4 separate regions of the Homo sapiens genome follow, and all the other regions are linked to region 1. The links are chromatin contacts, found by Hi-C or POLR2A ChIA-PET in ENCODE. All regions are on one chromosome and are shown on one strand. The core of a region is the stretch at or near the end of the contact, and the rest is flanking DNA. Distances in the headings are between cores, read along the strand shown.

Region 1 (2,538 bases), core at 17-2,516:
CCATGTACAGGCCTCACCCTGGCCCCTGCTGGACTGGAAGGGGTGGGGCGATGGTCGGTTGGGGGAGCCCTTCTTCTCTGCCCCATGAGCTCTGCGGCTGCCCTACCCGCGGACGACAGCAGAGGGGGCCCTCGGCCTTGGGATGGAGGTCGGGGCTGGCAGGACCGGAGTCAAAGCGGGGGGTGGGGCGAGGTGCGGGAACTTAGCGCAAGGAGTTGGAAGCGGGGGCGGGGTAGGATGCGGGTGGGGTGCGGGTGAGGGGTAGGGAGAGGGGGCTGGACAGTTGAACCGGGAGAGGGAGCGGGGCTCCTTCGGGAACTTTTCCGGCTCGAAATGGCCTGGGAGCGCCGCAGCCTCCGCGCTCTATGCAAATGACGCAAATTACTATGCAAACCTACAGCTTGGTTCTGAGCCCACAGTTTGGGTGGTTTTCCTAATGCAGTTGGTATGGAGGGAAACGGGTGTGCACTCCCTCCCCTCCAGGTCCAGGGCTTCCTCCGGAGAGCCGCCAGAGCCGCTCTCCTGGAACACGCAGGCAAGAGCGAGCTCTGTACCCTGGGCAGGGATTTCCTTTGGGAGCTTCAGTTTTCCCTTCTGTAAATGGGGGTGATAACGCGGCTCTGTAACAGCTCGCCCGTGGAAGGGCTGTAGGTGGGCCCCGAAATCCTGCAGCCTGCTAAACATGACACCCTCCCCCACCCCCGCCACCTTTTGGCCCCAGTCCACGAGCCCCTTGCCCCTCTCTCTCTCGGCAGAAGCCTGGAGCGAGGATTAGGCATGACGTTGCTAGGGGGCGTGACTGACGGTTGCTAGGCTCCAGGGACGTTGCTATGCAACGCTGGGCGGGGCTTGTTGTTGCTAGGCCGGAGCCGGAATCGCCCGGGACCCGGAAGGGACACCTCGCGCCCTGGGTTTTAGTGGAAGGCGCCCCAGGCTACCAGGGATCGCGACACTGCTCTCCCGGTGACTTTCTTCGGGCCTGAGCTTCCCCCGGCTGGACGCAGTTTCTGAGGGTCCTTCCGGTTCACACTCTGCCACTCCGTGATCCTCTTGGCTCCGGAGTGAAGAACCCTGCGTCTTTGTGCACGTGTCTGTGCGCCTGCCTGTGAGGGGGGTGGGGGTGCAGAGCGGGTATCGCTTTTGGATTTCCATAGCAACTGCTCCTGTGTCACCCCATTGCTCCCAAAGGTTTGAGCGGTTGCTTGTACAAATTTACATATATCTGCATGTCATTAACATAGAGGCGGGGCCGGAACTTGTTTGGGCAACTATCCCTGGACGGTTCTCTTTGCTTCTTCCTCATCCCGTCTGATAGGCATGTGGGCTGCGCATGCGTGAGTGTTTAGCCTGTCCATGTTCTCAGATGTGGGGTGGATGAGTGAGCTGTGACAGTGACCATCAGTTCCCTTTCCCCACGTCCCCTTATTGAACCCTTAGCATGAATCCATCCAGATATCCCTGACTGAAGACACCCAGCTTCCCAAGCAATGCCAGGCCTTGTTGGCACTCCAATTCCTTTTCTGGCTGTGTGGCCTTGACAAGTTTAGTTACCCTCTCTGTGGCTCAGTTTTCTTCTCTGTAAACAGGGATACTAATCTCTAACTTACCAGGTGATGGGAGGGTTTAACTGGTTGCCACTTTTACACACACTAATTGCTGCTTTCTGGCCTACAGTAGGCACTCAGTGGTGCTCCCTTCCTCCCTCCCTGGAGCCCAACTCTTCTCAGAACCCAACCAAAGCAAATCAACTTCAGTTGCCGCTTAAGACATGACAACTAGACACCAGAAGAACTTCCAGATGTCAGGGCAGACTGGATTTGATGCACAGGATGAGGACTATTGTTTTCTCTATTTGTCCTTCTTGGAAGCTGGAGGTCAGGTTGGTGAGTGTGGACCCTCCTACCGCCTCCCCCTTATACCCTTGTCTCTCTCAGGGAGCCCACTGGTTTCCAGAAAACTTGCTTTCTTGTCCCAAAGGCCTGGAGCCTGAGACGGCTGTAGCAGTGACAGCTGAGCTTGGGAGGCCCGAAGACCAGGGCAGAGCAGGTGGTGGCTAAGGAAGTACCTTCCAGGACTGAGGTGTTTGGGATGGAGCAGGACTGGGATGGAAGGGAGACTGAGAGCAGAAACTGCTTGGAGAGCCACATGTCTGTTCCTTTACCAGAGAGGACTGGGGAACCCTGGGGCCACCCCCTTGCCCTTTCTGAGCCTCAGTTTCCCTGTTGTAGGCAGTAAGGACTCCTCTGTTTCAACTTGTGTGGGGGGTAATAAGTCAGCTCAGTATGGAGAACCTTCTCGTTGCTGCAGCTATGTAACAGTGCCATGGAGGGAGTTCCCTGTTCTTTGCACTGTGCAAGCAGAAGCCGAGAGGGACCCCTTAAGTGTGCTGGATAGGAGCAGCAGAATTCCTGGAGGCTCTTGTTCATTTAAAAACTGGGGTTGGCTCCTATCCTGTGTGGAGGAAGATTGTTGGTGATGGACAGGGATGTAAGAACTGGGTTCCAAGGGGTTGAGTGGCTTCCTGGAGGAGGTAGGACT
Region 2 (2,538 bases), core at 23-2,522, 380 kb after region 1:
CACCCCCTCCTCTCTCTCTCTCTCTCTCTCACACACACACACACACACACACACACACACACAACCCGTCAGGGACAAAGGAAAGCGAGTCCCGAGATTCAGCAGCCGCTGCAGCCCCTTCTCCCTCTCAGGGCCTCTTTGTGTGGGGCCAGAGGGGGAGGGGGCTGCCTGAATGAACCTCAGATTTAATGAGGGGAAGAGGAAAGGAGAGGGGGGCTGGGGAAAGGGAAGGGAGAACGGGCCTCCCAGCCGGGGTCTTGCTGGAGCCCCTCCCCTCTGCGGCTGCAGCTACAGAACAGAGGTTGGCCTCCCCACAGGTCCCGAACCCGCGACCGGGCACTCCCCGCGCACACCCGAACCTCCCTCGATTCCTGCTCTCCCAACCCAGAGTTCCGCCCGGTGGTCCGTGACGACCCGCACCCGCCTCACTCGAGGGCAGCTAAGAAAGTCCGGGGCTCCCTCCGCTCCCATCCCAGTCTCCGCGCTGGGGCCCAGATGATCCGGGGCGAGCTGGGGAAGTGCCTGAGAGGCAGCGCGAGCCAGACTGAGGACGGTAAAGGGACCGCAGAGAGACTGAGGGACGGACGGGCGGACGGGCAGACGGACAGAAGACAGCAGACGGACAAAGACAGTCGGACGAACGACGGACACAGACAGGAACCAGACAAATACGAACGGACAGGCGGAGCCCGAGCGACAGGAACAGGCGGACTGGCAGGCGGCCAGAGGGGTAGGGCAGGGCACTCGCCAGGAGGGACGGGGCCCGGGCGACCTACACAGAGAACCAGGGCGTCCGGGACGGGGACAGAGGCCACCCCGAGGACCGCCCCAAGTGGGGCGACGAGGGCCCACAGAGCTGCCCCGACCCCGGGCTCCAGGCTTAGTCTCTCCAGGTCCCAGGAGGGCGCCCGCCGAGGGCACTCCCCTCCTGCCCGCGGAAACCCGAGCCGGGACCGCAGCTGCCCGGCGCCTGCCGGCCAGGACTGAGCAGGGGGACGGGGGCAGCGGGATCCGGGTGCCGAGTGAAGGTCCAGGAGGGCGAGCAGGCGGGGCACCGGCCCAGAAAGACAAGTTTGCAGGAAGGAAAAAGAAGAAACTACTCGGAGCAGAACAGAAGAAAGTGAGGGCCCGCAGCAGGAACGGGCGGCGCGCGCGGGCGGGCGCCGGGGTCGGGACTCACGCAGCTGAGCAGGGAGCAGGCTCCCAGGCAGGCCCCCATGGCGGCGGCTCCCGGCTTCGGGCGCCCGGCGCCGGGCGCGGGGCGCGGACCTCGGGATCCGGGTGCCGGGCCTGGCCCCTCCCCGGCCCCGGCCCCGCCCCGGCCCCGCCCCACCTACCGAAGCCGCTCGACGCTTTCCGGCGGCGCTCGGGGCCTCCCCAGACTCACCTGGGGCAGGTGCGCCAGGAGGGACCCTAGGGAAGGGGCCGGTCGGGGATTCCCGCGGCCACGCGAGCGGCGCAACCTGACCCAATCGTGGCCCGGGCTCGCATCCTGCTCCAAAGTGAGCGTTCGGAAATCGACCTCGGTTTGAGCCCGTGTGACCCCAGGACACTGTCACCCTTGGGAACAGAAGCCAAGAGGTGGTCACCGCTGACTCCTCAGTGCTTGGCGCAGGGCCTCTGCTCAATACGTAGATGCTGAGGTTGAATGCTGAATGACTGGATAAAGAAACTTCGGCAAGTCACTGCACCTCTATGAGCCTCAGTTTCCCGGTCTGTAAAGTGAGGATACATACCTCACAGGGTGGTTACAACACATGGTAGGTGCTTGACAAATGTAAGCCCCCATCGTCACTGTTTTCTTCTTCCTTTTTAAGAGACAGGGTCTTGCTCTGTCACCCAGGCTGGAGTGCAGTGGTGCAAACATAGCTCACTGCAGCCTCGACCTCCTGGGCTCAAGTGATCCTCCTGCTTCAGGCTCCTGAGTAGCTGGGACTACAGGTGCATGCCACCATGCCCACCTACTGCTTCTTCTAAGACCCCAGCCTCTCACTCTAAACCCATCCTCCCTTCTCTCCATCTGTTCTTCAAACTCCACTGACTCCCAACAGCCTGCTGGGAGCTACACACTCCCTACAGCCACCCCTGCTTGGTGGCTTATCACTCCCTAGGGATGCCCAAACTGGTCCCTAGCTAAGGAGGTCAGAAGGTGGGGAGGGGCGGCCACATTCCTGACAGATGGCTTTCCAGGGGTAGGTGTGAGAGACCCAGAAGTAGGGCTCTGTAATTAGTCTCCCTTCACCCTTAGCCCTGTCCTCAGCCACCTCTGGACAAGATAATGTTAGGGAAAGAAGTCTCTGTGCCTCGAAGCTGGCCCCAGGGCCAAAGAGCTGGTTGACTGCATCCTTGGCTGATTCACTGGGCGCCAGGCTTAGCCATTAATTGCACCAGGACTGTTCCACAAACACACCCTATACTTTTCCTCCTCCGCACTTTTGCCCACACAATGCCCTCCTCTTTTTTTTTTTTTTTTTTTTTTTTTTTGAGACAGGGTCTCACTCTGTCACCCAGGCTGGAACACAGTGGCCCAATCATGGC
Region 3 (2,538 bases), core at 15-2,514, 320 kb before region 1:
TGGGTGCCTGTAATCCCAGCTACTCGGGAGGCTGAGGCAGGAGAATCGCTTGAACCCGGGAGGCAGGAGGTTGCAGTGAGCCGAGATCGCGTCACTGCACTCCAGCCTGGGCGACAGAGCAAGACTCTATCAACAACAACAACAAACAGCAGTTACAAACTAGGCTTGGGAGTGTTCACCCTGGCTTAGCCACTGCATGACCTTGGGTAAGTTACTTTACCTCTCTAAAGCTCAGCTTCCACATCTGTAAAATGGCAATGGTAGCATCTATTTCCTTAGGTTGTACAAATTAAGTAAAACAAGACATGTAAAGCAATCAGAACAATGCCCGTACGTAGAAAGAGCTTAGCAAATTTCACAATTTTTACTGCTTTAGAGGAATTACCACTGTTGGTTCTGTCTCTAAATCCAAAGACTTCGCCATGGTATTCTCTCTGAACAGAGGCCTTGCCAGCCGGAGTCCCCTCAGAAAGATCAACAGGTCGCTCCTTTTCTCCTTACCAGGGCCAGCCCAGAAACCTAAAGTCCTCAACCTAAAGATGGCCAAGAGGACTTGGCCTTTGGTGTTCTACCATCACAAGCGATGCCACTCTGAGCCCAACCGAACCACACTATTTCCGCCTTGATTCCGTTCTCCCGGCCTTCAGCGGCGCAAGCTGCCCTCGGCCTGGCTGCCCATGCTTACCGGCCTAGTGCTGGCTCGCCTGACGTCCCCTCACTAGAGGACTCCACCTCGCTACGTAGGTAGGACTTCCCTGAGTTCAGGGGAGCCACTGAATCTAGTCAAGACACGCGTTGGCCAAACACAACCCAGGAGAAAGCTACCTTAGCGCCGCCCAGGCCTGCCGCCGGGAGCCCGTCCCCCAGCCCCAGTCTGGGCGCAGGACAGAGAGTAGGCCCCTTTCTACCTCCCAGGAACACGTGGGCTCCTGCCCGAGGCCACCATGTGGGGGGCTCCAGGCGTGCCAAGGTGTCCCCGAAACCAGCACCAAAGGACTGCTTCCAGCACGGGCCCTAGCTCGGCCCAAAACTGGCAAGAGGGGCACTCCCGGCCTGACTTTTCCCCTCAGACCTAGCTAGAGGGGATGCAGACATCTTCCGCAGACCGGAGACAGGCTCTCGCCAAATCCCAGGCCCCGACACTCCCTGAGCCCAAGAACCCTACTGCGTGGTTTCCTCACTCACCCATCGCGGGTCCGCTCGCTCACTCTTGGCGGCGGAGGCAACGGCGGCAGCTTCAGCGGCAGCTTTCAGTAGACAATATGGCGGATCTGTAGGACGGCAGCCCGAAAGGGACAAACCAGTTAACTCCAGGACGAAACGCTTTATTGGCCCAATCGCCTATCATTACACCGAAAGTGCGCACTTAAAGAGACCGCAGCTACTAAAGGTGGGGAGTGGAAATGAAATAGGAAAGGAGTGGTTGGGAGGAGACTGGAAGGGATACCTAAGAAAGTTAAGTGTGTCTAGGAGTTCCCAGCTGTTTCTGCTACTATTTCTTTTTTATAGTGAGATTTCTTTACCCGGAACTTTTTCTCCCAGAAGCTTATCCCTCCTTTTTTTTTTTTTTTTTTTTTTTTTTTTTTTGAGACGCAGTCTCGCTCTTGTCCCCCCAGGCTGGAGTGCGATGGCGCGATCTCGGCTCACTGCACACTCTGCCTCCCGAGTTCAAGCGATTCTCCTGCCTCGGCCCCCCGAGTAGCTGGGATTACAGGCGCCTGCCACCACGCCTGGCTAATTTTTGTATTTTTACTAGAGACGGTGTTTCAACCATGTTGGCTAGGCTGGTCTTGAACTCCTTACCTCAGGTGATCCGCCCGCCCCCAAAGTGCTGGGATTACAGGCTTGAGCCACCGCTCCGGGCCAGTTTATCCCTTCTTCTAATAGTTGAAACCAATCGGCTGGGCGCTGTGGCTCACGCCTGTAATCCCAGCACTTTGGGTAGGCCGAGGCGGGCGGATCACCTGAGATCAGGAGTTCGAGACCAGCCTGCCCATGGTCTCTACTAAAAATACAAAAATTAGCTGGGTGTGGTGGCGCATGCCTGTAATCTACTTGGGAGGCTGAGGCAGGAGAATTGCTTTAACCCGGGAGGCAGAGGTTGCAGTGAGCCGAGATTGTGCCACTGCATTCCAGCCTGGGAGACAAGAGCAAAACTCCGTCTCTAAAAACAAAAACAGCAATCATAGACCTTGGGCTGAATATGAACAACGAATCATCTAGAGAGGGGAAGTGCCTTGCTCAATGAGGCTATGGAGAGAAGGAAACAAAGAAGTAAGACTAAACTCAGGTTTTCTGATTAGGCCTACGTAGGTAGCCCTAGTTGAGGTTGCAATCTTATTGGGAGATGAGAAATAGAAAAATAGGGCTGGGTGTGGTGGTTCACGCTTGTCTATAATCCTAACACTTTGGGAAGCTGAGGCCAGAGAATCACTTGAGGCCAGGAGCTCAAGACCAGACTGGGCAACACAGTGAGACCCCATCTCCACAAAAAATAAATTAAAAGAAAAAAATTAGCCAGGCATGGTAATGAGCACT
Region 4 (2,538 bases), core at 20-2,519, 300 kb after region 1:
CCAGCACTTTGGCAGGCTGAGGTGGGCTGATCACGAGGTCAGGAGATAGAGACCATCCTGGCTAACACGGTGAAACCCTGTCTTTACTAAAAATACAAAAAAATTAGCCAGGCATGGTGGCAGGCGCCTGTAGTCCCAGCTACTCGGGAAGCTGAGGCAGGAGAATCGCTTGAACCCAGGAGGCAGAGCTTGCAGTGAGCCGAGATCCTGCCACTGCACTCCAGCCTGGGCGACAGAGTGAGACTCCTTCCCAAAAAAAAAAAAAAATCTGTTGATGGGTGGTGGTGATGGGTGCATAACAACATGAATGTGCTTAATACCACCTAGTAATATACTCAAAAAGGGTTAAAATGGTAAATTTTATGTTATGTATATTTTGCCACAATAAAAAACAAAATACTCATCCACTTGGGGCTGCTGAGCAGAGACAAGATCTTACTGAGGACAGCCTACCAGTGACTTGCTGCCTCTGCCTGCTGGACTGTTGGGTTCTTCTTCCCCAACACCAGCCTCAGCTGTTGGTGGCAGCAGAAAGGGGTTGGGGGAGCCCCATTCCCCATGGATCAAGCCCATCATGCCATCAAGAATTTGAATTTGGTGGCTTCCCACCCCATGGTTCAAAATCTCTTGGGATCCCAGATCCAGCAAATCTAATTGCAAATGTTTTGGGGTCAACCAAATAGGGACTGACTCTCCCTCAGTACCAGACCTTACTTTGTTTTCAATTCCAATGAACCAGAAATCATGAGGCACTTAGAGCCTTTTATTCCCTACTAATTACAATGCAAACTGCTACCCACATTTTCTTGCTTTTGTCTGAGGGTGGGATCCGTCAGTTATCAGAGCTGATGTGTAATCAGTCTGTTTGGCAATAGGAGCCAACAGGGATTCATTACCCACCACCCACAGCCAACCCCCTACACTGCAGCAACCAGGAAGCTGGGGAAGATGAGAGTATGGTCACCCCCTTTTCATTGTTTCATTCAGGGTAGAAATTCAGGGCCTACGGGGACATTGCAAATTCCTTTAACCTGGACAGCGATGCTGATGTGCAAGTTCCTAGAAAGCAGCATGGACATTAACAGAACATTAAGCAAGCATGATGACTAAACCAAAGGGAGTTGACGCAGAGCATTTCAACACCACGTAATTAATTACCCAGCAGAAAGACATTTCAGCAAAGGGCCTGGGGACCACATGATTCTACTTCCTCATCATAGATCTGCAACTGACTTCACAGATGGTGTGTAGCAGCCGTTGCGTGAGGTGTTTAAGAATAATCACCATGTTTTAATTCCATCTGCTTCCCCTGGGGAGAGAAATTCTTACTTGACAGTGAAGCTGAGGGAAGAGAGAGACCCTCTGATATTGTTTTATACTCAGTACCCGTTTTAAGAAAAAACGACAAGGAAGTAAAACCAAAGACAGGCAGCCCGGCGCCAGGCCAAAAACCAGGCCTGGGCCTGCCTGGCCTAAACCCAGTAGTTAAAAATCAACTCATAACTTAGAAACCGATGTTATTCATAGATTCTAGACATCATATAGAAGAACATTGTGAAACTCCCTGCCCTGTTCTGTTTCTCTCTGACCACCAGTGCATGTGGCCCCTGTCATGTACTGCCTGCTTGCTCAAATCAATCACGACCCTTTCATGTGAAATCTTTAGTGTTGTGAGCCCTTAAAAGGGACAGAAATTGTGCATTCGGGGAGCTCAGATTTTAAGGCAGTAGCTTGCCGATGCTCCCAGCTGAATAAAGCCCTTCCTTCTACAACTCGGTGTCTGAGAGGCTTTGTCTGCAGCTTGTGCTGCTACAAAGCCACACAGTACAAGGCAGTCTAGATTATCTTCCCCATTTGCTTCTGACAGTGTGAAGGTTGACACTGAGTTTGCCACTCTCCAGGGCAAATATCTTTAGTTCGTTTCACAAATGGGTTGACCGAGGTCCAGAGATTGTGGGTTGTGCCCAAGATCACAAGCTCAAATTCATGTGCGATGGATAGAGAGCAAGGGTTGCCTTGGAATCTGATTAACACCCTGTGGCTACTCCCAACTGGGGTGAGGGAATCTCCCCACACTCAGTACCCAGTCCTGATTAGGGTTAGAGTAGCATTAGTGGTCCTATGGGCAGGAGTCCTTCCTTTCTCCCTTATTCCCCACAGGAAAAATTTTTAATTGATAAGTATCATTGCCATGCATGCATTTGTATTTCTACCACCTATGTATGTATCCATAGACAATATAAAGTATTATTTTGTGTGTTCTTAAAAATTTAAAATAAATAGTATCATACCATATCATTTTGCAACCTGCTTCTTTTTTCAGTATTTAGTGTGTTTTAAGTTTATCCTTATTGGTTCATGTAACTCTACTTAAATTATTTCAAATACTATAAAGTAGTCCACTGTTTGAATAAACCTCAGGTTATCTACCCATTTTTTTGTGCATTATATGTATTATATAGTGAATTCTTACAATAACATAAGCTAGAGAAAAGAAAATGTTATTAAGAAAATCACAAGGAAGATAATATATATTTA

What was found. A loop is a pair of places that touch in the nucleus more often than their neighbours do. ChIA-PET counts read pairs that join two places held with the same protein, here RNA polymerase II (POLR2A). Pooled maps may share reads with other maps.
Region 2: a pooled map shows a loop between it and region 1 (2.3-fold over the local background). The contact joins the promoter of SERINC2 here to the enhancer-like site in region 1. A Hi-C loop is called at or near these places in 1 of 168 maps with a recorded cell type or tissue (OCI-LY7), 21 of 37 single-sample maps with no recorded cell type and 11 of 50 pooled maps.
Region 3: a pooled map shows a loop between it and region 1 (4-fold over the local background). The contact joins the promoter of KPNA6 here to the enhancer-like site in region 1. A Hi-C loop is called at or near these places in 6 of 50 pooled maps. POLR2A ChIA-PET finds 5 or more read pairs at or near these places in 2 of 52 experiments (Caco-2 and PC-9).
Region 4: a loop to region 1 is called in a map of CD14-positive monocyte, with 5 times the contacts of the local background. The contact joins two enhancer-like sites. A Hi-C loop is called at or near these places in 1 of 168 maps with a recorded cell type or tissue (CD14-positive monocyte), 1 of 37 single-sample maps with no recorded cell type and 4 of 50 pooled maps.

What each region holds. Positions count from the first base shown.
Region 1 is chr1:31,786,964-31,789,501 of GRCh38, reverse strand. No RefSeq gene overlaps it. Among named protein-coding and RNA genes, the nearest start is that of ADGRB2, 24 kb to the right of the region's middle. RefSeq lists silencers at 110-399, 730-779 and an enhancer at 565-1,340. Within about 2 kb of position 1,266, at least 40 of the 41 ENCODE cell types and tissues checked have a DNase peak (open chromatin) inside an H3K27ac peak, as active enhancers do; they include CD14-positive monocyte, OCI-LY7 and PC-9, where a contact is called at or near this core.
Region 2 is chr1:31,411,947-31,414,484 of GRCh38, reverse strand. SERINC2 (serine incorporator 2) reads right to left here and starts at 1,272. Exons shown (of 10, transcript NM_178865.5): 1 at 1,181-1,272. The coding sequence starts at 1,219. RefSeq lists silencers at 1,248-1,307, 1,388-1,457 and an enhancer at 1,024-1,524.
Region 3 is chr1:32,106,782-32,109,319 of GRCh38, reverse strand. KPNA6 (karyopherin subunit alpha 6) reads right to left here and starts at 1,264. Exons shown (of 14, transcript NM_012316.5): 1 at 1,186-1,264. The coding sequence starts at 1,189. RefSeq lists enhancers at 534-1,051, 1,009-1,438, 1,052-1,570.
Region 4 is chr1:31,482,147-31,484,684 of GRCh38, reverse strand. It overlaps LOC105379772 (a long non-coding RNA gene), which reads right to left. Exons shown (of 3, transcript XR_001737618.2): 3 at 2,529-2,538. Among named protein-coding and RNA genes, the nearest start is that of LINC01226, 35 kb to the left of the region's middle. RefSeq lists a silencer at 358-536 and an enhancer at 1,201-1,510. Within about 2 kb of position 1,269, at least 13 of the 41 ENCODE cell types and tissues checked have a DNase peak (open chromatin) inside an H3K27ac peak, as active enhancers do; they include CD14-positive monocyte, where a contact is called at or near this core.